Linked DNA regions of Homo sapiens: region 1 is linked to region 2. A link is a contact called in ENCODE Hi-C or POLR2A ChIA-PET data. All regions are on one chromosome and are shown on one strand. The core of a region is the stretch at or near the end of the contact, and the rest is flanking DNA. Distances in the headings are between cores, read along the strand shown.

Region 1 (4,454 bases), core at 751-3,250, 4.6 Mb after region 2:
CTTCTAAGTGAGAACATGTGGTATTTGACTTTCTGTTTCTGAGTTATTTCACCTAAGATAATGGCCTTCAGTTCCAACTGCGTTGCTGCAAAAGACATGATTTCATTCTTTTTTATGGCCGGGTAGTAGAGAATCAGCACTTCTTCAGCTGTGGGGATAATAGCTGAGAATGAGAATTGTTTTCATGAGCTCTGGCGGCTGTTCCTGAGGCCAGGCAGCAAGGGCAACATAGCAGAGAACCAAATAGGAAAAGAGGAGAAGGAAACACAGTGGGAGGAAGGGAAGGAGAAAGAAAGGACAAGAAGATGCTGACTGTAGGCATGAGAAAGCGACAGTTGGGATCTTAGTTGACTTATGCCCTGGTTCCCACTGTTTGTATTATCTAACCTTTGGCACAAGTAAAATACATGATAGTTTTTCAAATGTTTCTTATTGAAGGGGATGCTGTTTGCCTTGAACTTTGGTAATGTGCCTCAAGTATAAGAGAGGTTCCTTAGTAATTCTTCTCACCCATCCGTGTTGGAAATTGGGTTTGTGGATTTATTCTACATCTAACCGGCAAGTAAATCCCCTCTTTGCTCTTCTCAGTTTGGAAAACCTTAAGCTAACCGTCTTTGAAAGATGGAAACTAGCATGGAGGTCCCAGGAATGGGGATGCCAGGGTGTCGTCTGACCTCTTTAGGGTCAGAGTAGGGGCTGAGGGAGAGCAGCTGGGCTGCCTCCACTTCAGCCAGAGTCAGAACTAGGCACAAGGTGCTGGATGAAGTTTCCTATTCAGGGAGCAGATTTTTTTTTTCCTTTTACAGTGAAATTGGAACAGTCCTGGGAAAATGGGACAGGTGTCCCCAGTCAAGAGACAGAGCTGTTTACCCAACTACGAGGAGAGGCCCTGAGGGAGGCGAAGTGTTGATACCAAGAAATCTAAAATTTTCCGATCAAGAGGTCGCCCCTGCAGGTTGGGGACCAGGGAACTGGAGCACGTGGGCTGCCCTCTGACAGGTGGACACCAGGAGTGGGGCGGGCAGGCCAAAGTACAGCTGGGAGATGGGAGTCCGGAGGGAATTCTCTGGGTTAGTTTTGGCAGTCCATAGGAAAGCAGGTGCCTGCCCCGCAACCCGGACACCCTACTAAGCCAGCCGCGGGTGGGCTCCTCCTTCGAGGGGACTGCGGGGCAGACGATCACTTCTTTCCACTGAGTCTCTGGGAGGAGACAGGGAGATGCCAGAAGGGGCCAAGCGTGAGCCAGGGCAACCAGGCCGGCCAGGCCCGCCGGCCGCTCCAGCCCAGCACCAGGGCGCCCGCGCGGCTGCCAAACACCCCCGGGAGTTTTGCTCGCAAAGGGACCACGAGGCAGCTGCTGGCGCGTCCTGCGCGTACCCGCCCAGAGGCTCCCCGGCTTGCTCCTCGCGGGTCTGTCCCGAAACTGACGTGAAACCGATTTGGTGCAATGCGAATGAGCTCCCGCCCGCCTCCGCCTCCATCCCAGCCGCCGCCGCCGCCCGTCGCCATAACAACCGGCCCCCACCCCCCCCACCCCACGCCTTGCCCCTCGGGTCCCCCGGGCCACAGGCCACAGCGCGGGAAGGCGCCCCGCCCTCGGCGCCCCGCATCCGGCCGCCGCGCACCCCCGCCCGCCCGGCGCTTCCGAGCCACGCAGAGGCGCCCCCTCCCGCCGGAGACGGGAAAGCCCCGGCGCCCCCAGACTGGGCTCCGTTTCCAGCTCCCGGAGGGGCTGGGGCTCTCCCGCGTGCGCCCCGCACCTGCCGGGGGCCCGTACCCGCCCTCGCCGGGGCTCCAGGGGGCACGACGGCCGTGGCCCGGCGCTCTTGGGAGGGGAGCGGGACATCCCCGAAGGCGGCGCGCTGGAGGCGGGGAGCGGCCGGGGCGCACGGAGAGGGCGGGGAGCCCGCGGGAGGGGGAGGAGGGGGAGGAGGGGGAGGAGGCGCGAGGTGGGGGGGAGCGCGGCGGGCGGCAGGGAGGGAGCGGGAGGGAGGCAAGAAAGTAGCAGAAAGTGAGGCTGGCAGGCGGCGGCAAAGGAGCCGGCGCGCGGCGGCGGCAGGAAGTCTGTGCCCGAGAACAGCAGAAATAAGAGCCAGGGAGGGACCGCGGCCGCGGCGGCGGCGGCGAGAGCGAAAGAGGAAACTGCAGAGGAGGAAGCTGCGCCGCAGCCCGAGCCGCCCGGCATCCCCGCCGCCTCTGCGCCCGCGCCGCGCCCCCGGCGCCCCCTCCCCAGCGCGCCCCCGGCCGCTCCTCCGCGCCGCGCTCGTCGGCCATGGCCCGGGAGAACGGCGAGAGCAGCTCCTCCTGGAAAAAGCAAGCTGAAGACATCAAGAAGATCTTCGAGTTCAAAGAGACCCTCGGAACGTAAGTGGGGACCGGGGAGGCGAGGGTGGAGGTGGCCGCGGCAGGGGCTGCACGGGCAGCTCCAGCTGCCGCCGCCGCCACTACCGCGGCAGAAACCCAGCCTGTCACCGCGTCCTCATTGTCCCGTTCTCGGCGCTGCGGAGCCCCCCCGAGCGCGCCCGACGCGTGGGCCTGCGACCCCCGGGTGGGCGCCGTTCCCGGGAGGGGGAGGGGGCAGCGCCGGGCTGTCAGGGAGCAGCCCACGCGGGCGCGCGACTTCCCACTTCTCCTGCCACCGCCGCCCTCTCCGCTGCCTTCTCCCCACGCGTGACTGTGGGCTGAGCATGGTGGGGATGGCTGTTTACCGGCTGTGTGCGTTTACTCGCCGTGTGCATGGGCGCACCGCGTTGGCGAGACGTGGTCACGAGAAGATCAGCCTCCAGTCGTTCCCATTTCTGTCCTTACATCATGTATTTCTATGGAATTGGCATCTGCACGTACGAGGTGTAGGCAAGACTTTGGGTGGCCACGCGAGGATGGAAGGGAAGGGCTTCGCAGTGCTCAGGGTCACACGTGGGCAGAGCCTCACCGGAGGGTCTGTGCATTTCACGCGGGCTCGGCCGCACGCGCCGGGGAGCGCGTCTCCAAGGGAGGGTCTGTGCGCGTCGCTGCGCGGGCGGTGCTCTCTCCGGGCTGCATCGAGTCCCATGCTGATGGCTGTGTCTCAAGAAAGCAGAAATAATCCGAAGTCGATGGCAGGAACGCTCCAAGCATGTGCTGCTCAGCTCAGCTGCTGTTCCCTTTCTGCCCAGGAGTTGGGTCTTGTTTGTTTTGTTTCGGAGCGGCTCAGAATAGGTGGGGAGGCTGATAGTGAAAGAGAATCAGGACCTGCCGAATGAGTCTGAAGTTCAAGTTATTTCCTTCCCTCACACAATCAGTATTTGCTCTGCATCAGTATCTGTCAGTGTGGATTCACGCACAGGTGTGCAGTCAGAAATGCCCATTTTGCAGGGGTTCATGGAGGTGTTGATTAGGCTGGGAAGAGAAAGGGGAGCTATTTCATGGGATAAATCAGTGCGTTGTTGGGTGCCCTTTCTTTCCTTCCTCCTTTTTTTCCGTGTGCTTGTTTTTGTGCTTGGTTTCTTTTTTCCAGCACCACATTACCCAGCTTGTCTTCACCTCCAGGCTCGGCGTCTGCTGCTGTTCAGTCATTTCCCCTCACCCCCACGCAGATCTGCAGGGGGTCCCCCGGAGAGAAGTTGTGAGGGTGGCTTTCCCAGTCCTGCTTCTGATTCCCGGGAAGGCGCACGCTGAGGACTAGAGTGGGGTCTCCCTGCTGTGGTTGTTGCCTTTCAGGGAGGGCACCTATTTGCTATCTTTGTTGGAATGAAAACAGAAAAAGATGTAGCTTTTTAATAAATAGGGGTTTGGGGTTGCCTCTTAGTGCAGCCAGGTAAGGGGTTAGTTTGGGTCAAAACTTTTGAAAATTGCCACTGAGGTTTATTCGGGTTTGGGGTTGTGATTCTGAGATGCTCAAGTTACTGAGAGACAAGAAAGCATGGCCTTTGCTTGTCATCCAGGACCCGCACTGTGGCCGCCAATGAGGAGATGGGAGAGCATGGGGACCCACCCTGTGTGAATGCTTTCCTGTCCGTGGCTTGTTCCCACCCGAGCCCCCCACACTGGCTTCCTGCCTGTAGCCTCCGGGTGACTGATGCCCTGTCCCCTGACTGACTCGTGCAGCTGCACCTCTGCAGTGGCGGGGCTGCTGAGGCTCCAAGCTGTGGCTCCTGCTGGAGCATGGTGTTTGGAGATGACTGTGGGTGGTTTCCACCTTGGGGAAAAATGGGGATTTGCCCTCTGGTGCCAGAGCGCTTCTCTGGCAGAACAGCCTCTTGGACTCCAGCCATGTTCCCTGTGAGCTTTGGGAATGGGTCTCTCTTAGGGTCCTAAAGCATTGCCTTCTGCCTGGGATGGAATTCTTTGCAAAGGAGCTTCCCACTGTAGCACTGGCATTGGACCTAGAAGAATGATAGAAACAGTGTGATGATCAAGATGTTTTTACTCCACATAATAATCATGGTAATCATAGGTGGTATTCTGAAATGTAT
Region 2 (4,786 bases), core at 1,560-4,059:
GCTTTTAGATATAATTTCCAGTTGACAGAAACTACGAGTTAGAAGGCAAAAGACAACCAGAGGAAACAAGTCAACATATATGGGATGCTACAGGACAACAGCCTGGCCTCCTCTCTTCAACAAGTCAATGTCAAGAAAAAGACGGCTGGGCGCAGTGGTTCACACCTGTAATCCCAGCACCTTGGGAGGCCGAGGCAGGTGAATTACCTGAGGTCGGGAGTTTGAGACCAGCCTGGCCAACGTGGCAAAACTTCGCCTCTACCAAAAATACAAACATTAGCCAGGTGTGGTGCCAGGCACCTGTAATCCCAGCCTGTAAAGTAGCTGGGACAGCTACTTGGGAGGCTGAGGCATGAGAATCACTTGAACCCGGGAGGCAAAGGTTGCAGTGAGCTGAGATCGCATCACTGCACTCCAGCCTGTGAGACAGGTGAGACTCTGTCTAGAAAAAAAAAAAAAAGAAAAAGGGGTGGAGGGAAAATGGGTTATATTCTAAATTCAGAATATAGAGAAAATTAAATTTGGAGAAAACTAAAAGTCCTAATAACTCAGAGCACAGAGGACTTTTTGGGCAGTTAAACTATTTTGTGAGATTTTATAATGGTGAATACGTATCATTATGCATTTGTCAAAACCCATAGGATGTACAACACCAAGAGTGAACCCTAATGTAAACTATGGATTCTGGATGATACTGATGTGTCAATGTAGTTTCATCCATGGTAACAAATATAACACCTCGTTGCAGGATGTTGATGATGAGGGAGACTGGAGAGGGGAGCGGAGGTCCTAATAACCAAACCTATAACAGTCTATTGCTTTTGATCGAATCTTGATTTCAAGGAGCAGTTGGAGGACAACTGAGGAAGTGTGAATGTGTATTAGATGATAAAGAGGAACTTCTATTAATTGTGTTATGTTGATGACATATACTATGGTTATATAGAAAAGTATCCTGAAATTTTAGAGATGCCTATTTAAGTATTTAAAGGTGAAATATCCTGATATTGGTATTTACCTTAAAATATTTTTTAAAAAGTAAATACGGCAAAATTACTTAAAGTGTTAAGTCTGGGTGTTACAGACTGCATGTCTGCGTCCCCTCAAAGTTCATATATTGAACCCTAACCCCCAAGGGAATGGAATTAAAAGGTGGGCCTTTGGAGATGACTGGATTTAGATGAGGTCACAAGGGTAGAGCCTGCATGATGAACAGGGTGGGACCGTATCTCAAAAAAAAAAAGAGGAAGAGAAGTTTCTATTAGAGCTTGCTCTATCTGCTTTGTGAGGATAGAGGCAGTTTCGCAAACCAAGAAGAGGACCCTCACTAGAATCTGACCATGCCAGCACCTTGATCTTGAACTTCCCAGCCTCCAGAACTGTGAGAAATAAATTTCTGTCATTTAAACCACCCAGTCTACTGCACTTTATATGGCAGTCCAAGCAGACTAAGACATTAGATAATGCATATACAGGTATTCCTTAATAGAACTAAAGAGAGTAACTGTATCAATATTAGTATGAGTCCTACCTAAAATACCTCTTCCTTCACTTGCAGAAACACTGGATTAGATTATTCCAATTGCCTCAGTGTTCTTCCACCCTTACCCAATCCAGTCCAATCTCCGGAGAAAAATATGATCACATCACTAGCCTGCACAGCATTCAATCAACCACCTCTTTAATGGGGAAAAGTGTAAATTCCATAGTGTAGCCATATAAGGCTTTTCGAGATCTGCCCAGACTCCTTGAGCCACTCTATATATACTTCACTCATTTAAAACTCAGCGACAATCCTACAAGTAGGTGAAATTATTATTCCCTCTTTACAGATAAGTAAAGGGGAATATAAGTAAATAACTTGCCCAAGACCACACGGTTGGTAAGTGGCCCTGCTTGACTTTAAATTTTGACAGTCTGATATATCCATAAACCAGATAAATCCATAATTTTAACCACAATATTATTCTGTGCCCGGTACAGTGTAGGTGCTCAATAAATGCTTGCTAGATGAGTAGTGTGGAAGAGCTTAGCTCTCCTTTTTCACCTGATCCCAAAAGAGGAGTGAATCCTAACCACCCTGTTTCTCTTAAGAGTCAAGTCAAGTAAGAGCTGATGACTGTTACTGGCATTGCCCGGGCGTCTAGTATTGCAGTATCCCCGCCCCTGTGAGGGGTGCAAAACCTTTTCTGATTTCATTTCTTTGGTGGTGGGGATCGGACTGGGGAGGAATGAGGGGTCGCAGAACACAGGCTGCCCGCTGGGCCCGGGGGCTGCGGGGAGGGACGGCTCTCGTGCGCTGAGTAGTTGACTCGCCCACTGCAGACCTCAGAAGCCTCACGACCCGGACCCCGGGAGCCCCAGCCCCGCGCCCTCAGCCCCGCGTCCAGGACCTGATCCTGGATTGCCAGGGGCCCTCCTGGGAAGACGGGGCCACTCCGGGCCCACTCACCTCGTCCCGGCACTGCTTCTGGCACATCTGGCAATACCAGCGTAGCTTCTGCAGCCCCTTGGACTTGATCCTGTTGGCGATAGCCTTGGGAGTAAGAAAATCCGACTTCCCCATGGCGACCACGGCAGCGATCACTTTCTGGACCCCAGTACTCAGCCAGCCGGAAACGGAACCGGGCTGGCGGCGGTGGGCGGGACAAATCCCAGCTGAGAGGCGGAAGGAGGTGGGGCCTGGGAAGACTGGGTTGCAACGGTCGCGAGACTCCCCTCGCCGTAGCGCGAAGAAACGAGACTGAAGAAGAGAGCAAGGTGGGAGGGGCGCGCTGGGGAGCTTCGGCGCATGCGCGCTGAGGCCTGCCTGACCGACCTTCAGCAGGGCTGTGGCTACCATGTTCTCTCGCGCGGGTGTCGCTGGGCTGTCGGCCTGGACCTTGCAGCCGCAATGGTATGGCAGCTTGCGGGAAGATCGGCAGGACCGCAAGGGATGGAAGAGCTTGGGCACGGGGCAGGGAGGAGGAGATGGGCGCGGGGGCAGATGTGGGGTCGCAGGGCCTAGCTGGGCCCCTGGCCCGTCGGAGGCGCCGGGTAGCGGGGGCTGCAGGAAGCGGCTCTGAGGTCGGGCAAGGTGTGCGCAGGGCCGGGCTCCGGCGGAGCAAGGTCCCGCCCGGTTCCCTGAGGTCGGAGGGCCACCTGGGACCTCGGGACTGCGGCCTGAGTCCAAATTGACGTCTGGGCGGTCTTGAGTTCCCTCAGCTAATCAGCACTTCCTGAGCTTCCACTTCCACTGCAAGCCAGGCCCCCAGTCTCAGGGCCTGCAAGGTGACGGGAGCCTGAGCAATAGCCCAGGGGAAGGTTAAGTCGTGCTTTTTGTCCTTGACGCCCTTTGAAACCCTGTAGTGCTGGACAGAGTGACCCTTTAAGATTCGATCGAGTCAGAGAGCGCGGCCGTCGAGCACCTCCCGTGTTGCAGACGCTTTGCTGGGTGCTGCAACAGCAAAGGCGAACATCCTAGATGCCTCTGAGGGTGGTTTTGGTGCAGAAGGGACCGTACAGATCTGTCTGAGGGCGGGGAAGGGAAGGACACCTAGCACTACCTTGAAACCACTTGCTGAAACCGTAACCCTGCAAGGTCATGAAATTGCCCCCAGGTCCTGGGGGAGGAGTTCGGTGGGCTTTTAAGTGGCATTTGTTAACTGACATGCAACTAAAGGGTGCCACGAGCCTCGAGAATTTTAAACATTAGTTCCGGGTAGGGGGACCTGGGCTGGGGGAAGTGCATATTAGAAGGCCCGGGAATGGGCAGGTAAAAGTTGGTTTGTGGGTGGTGCTGTTCAGTTTTGAAGCTTGACGGAATCTGGAAGAATTCCAGACACGCTGCTAAGGGGATTCTAGGCTGTGTCGTAGCAATTCCCTGCTCTTAACAGTGTGGAGGATTTCTAAGGCGCTACAGTGCTAAACTAGATTTTCGTATCCTAATTTATATGAAGGGACCATAAAGCATTAGTTGAAATAAATAGGTTTTTCATTAAGCAAATAACTGATAGTAATATACGAGATTTTCAGAATGATATCTGATGTGAATTAGCCACATAAAATTTTTGGTGGCTTGGCCTTGGAAGTCAGATTTTTTTTTCTCTAATATGGAAAAAGAACATTCATGGGAATTAAAAGGTCACTGTAGTTGAATTCTCAGTTGTATAGATTGTCCCACTTGTTAACCACTCAGCAGACATTAGCTGAGTGCTTCCACTCCACCCGGTGGTACTTGGAAAGTGCCCAAATGTGATGGTGAGCAAATAGATAAGGTCTCAGTCAGTTTCCTGGGACAGTGCCTGGCATGCAGTGGTGCTCTGCGAACATCAGCTCTCCTGGCCTTACCTTCTTGCCACGCATTAATGTTATCTGTCAGTATTTTTACAACCTTAGTTTCTAAGTTGATCTTTAAAAAAGTGGAAATAGTTTCTGAAACAAAGACAATATTTTACAAAAAATTTTAGAAATATCTTTTTTTAAAGCACCTGTAAGATAATTTGAAGCTCTTTTAGTGAAGGATTGTTTTAAATAAGAGCTCTCAGTTCAAGACAACTACTGTTAGGAGCTTAAATCGGAACCACAATCAGCATATAAAGGTCCTAATCCTGACCTTAATCCCTTTGGAATATTGGTTTTATAAATCATCAATCAACAGTGTTCCACTATGAAAGCATATTCTGTCTTCTTCTTTTCATGTATTCCTTCACTGCTGGTGCTTAATGTCTTTCCTTCCTCTTCTGCCATTTCTCTTTCCATGAATTATAATTGCCTTTTGAATTCAGAAATTAAAACCACTCCACAG

What was found. Hi-C counts contacts between places; a loop is a spot of excess contacts on that map. ChIA-PET counts read pairs that join two places held with the same protein, here RNA polymerase II (POLR2A). Pooled maps may share reads with other maps.
Region 1: a map of CD4-positive, alpha-beta memory T cell shows a loop between it and region 2 (10-fold over the local background). The contact joins the promoter of CAMK1D here to the promoter of ATP5F1C in region 2. A Hi-C loop is called at or near these places in 1 of 168 maps with a recorded cell type or tissue (CD4-positive, alpha-beta memory T cell) and 5 of 50 pooled maps. POLR2A ChIA-PET finds 5 or more read pairs at or near these places in 1 of 52 experiments (T-cell).

The regions. Positions count from the first base shown.
Region 1 is chr10:12,347,547-12,352,000 of GRCh38, forward strand. CAMK1D (calcium/calmodulin dependent protein kinase ID) reads left to right here and starts at 2,001. Exons shown (of 11, transcript NM_153498.4): 1 at 2,001-2,364. The coding sequence starts at 2,273. RefSeq lists silencers at 1,160-1,419, 1,460-2,019, 2,190-2,279 and enhancers at 2,316-2,815, 2,990-3,149.
Region 2 is chr10:7,785,368-7,790,153 of GRCh38, forward strand. It overlaps ATP5F1C (ATP synthase F1 subunit gamma), which reads left to right and starts at 2,810. Exons shown (of 10, transcript NM_001001973.3): 1 at 2,810-2,896. The coding sequence starts at 2,841. It overlaps KIN (Kin17 DNA and RNA binding protein), which reads right to left and starts at 2,626. Exons shown (of 13, transcript NM_012311.4): 1 at 2,453-2,626. The coding sequence starts at 2,566. RefSeq lists enhancers at 2,579-2,898, 3,351-3,894.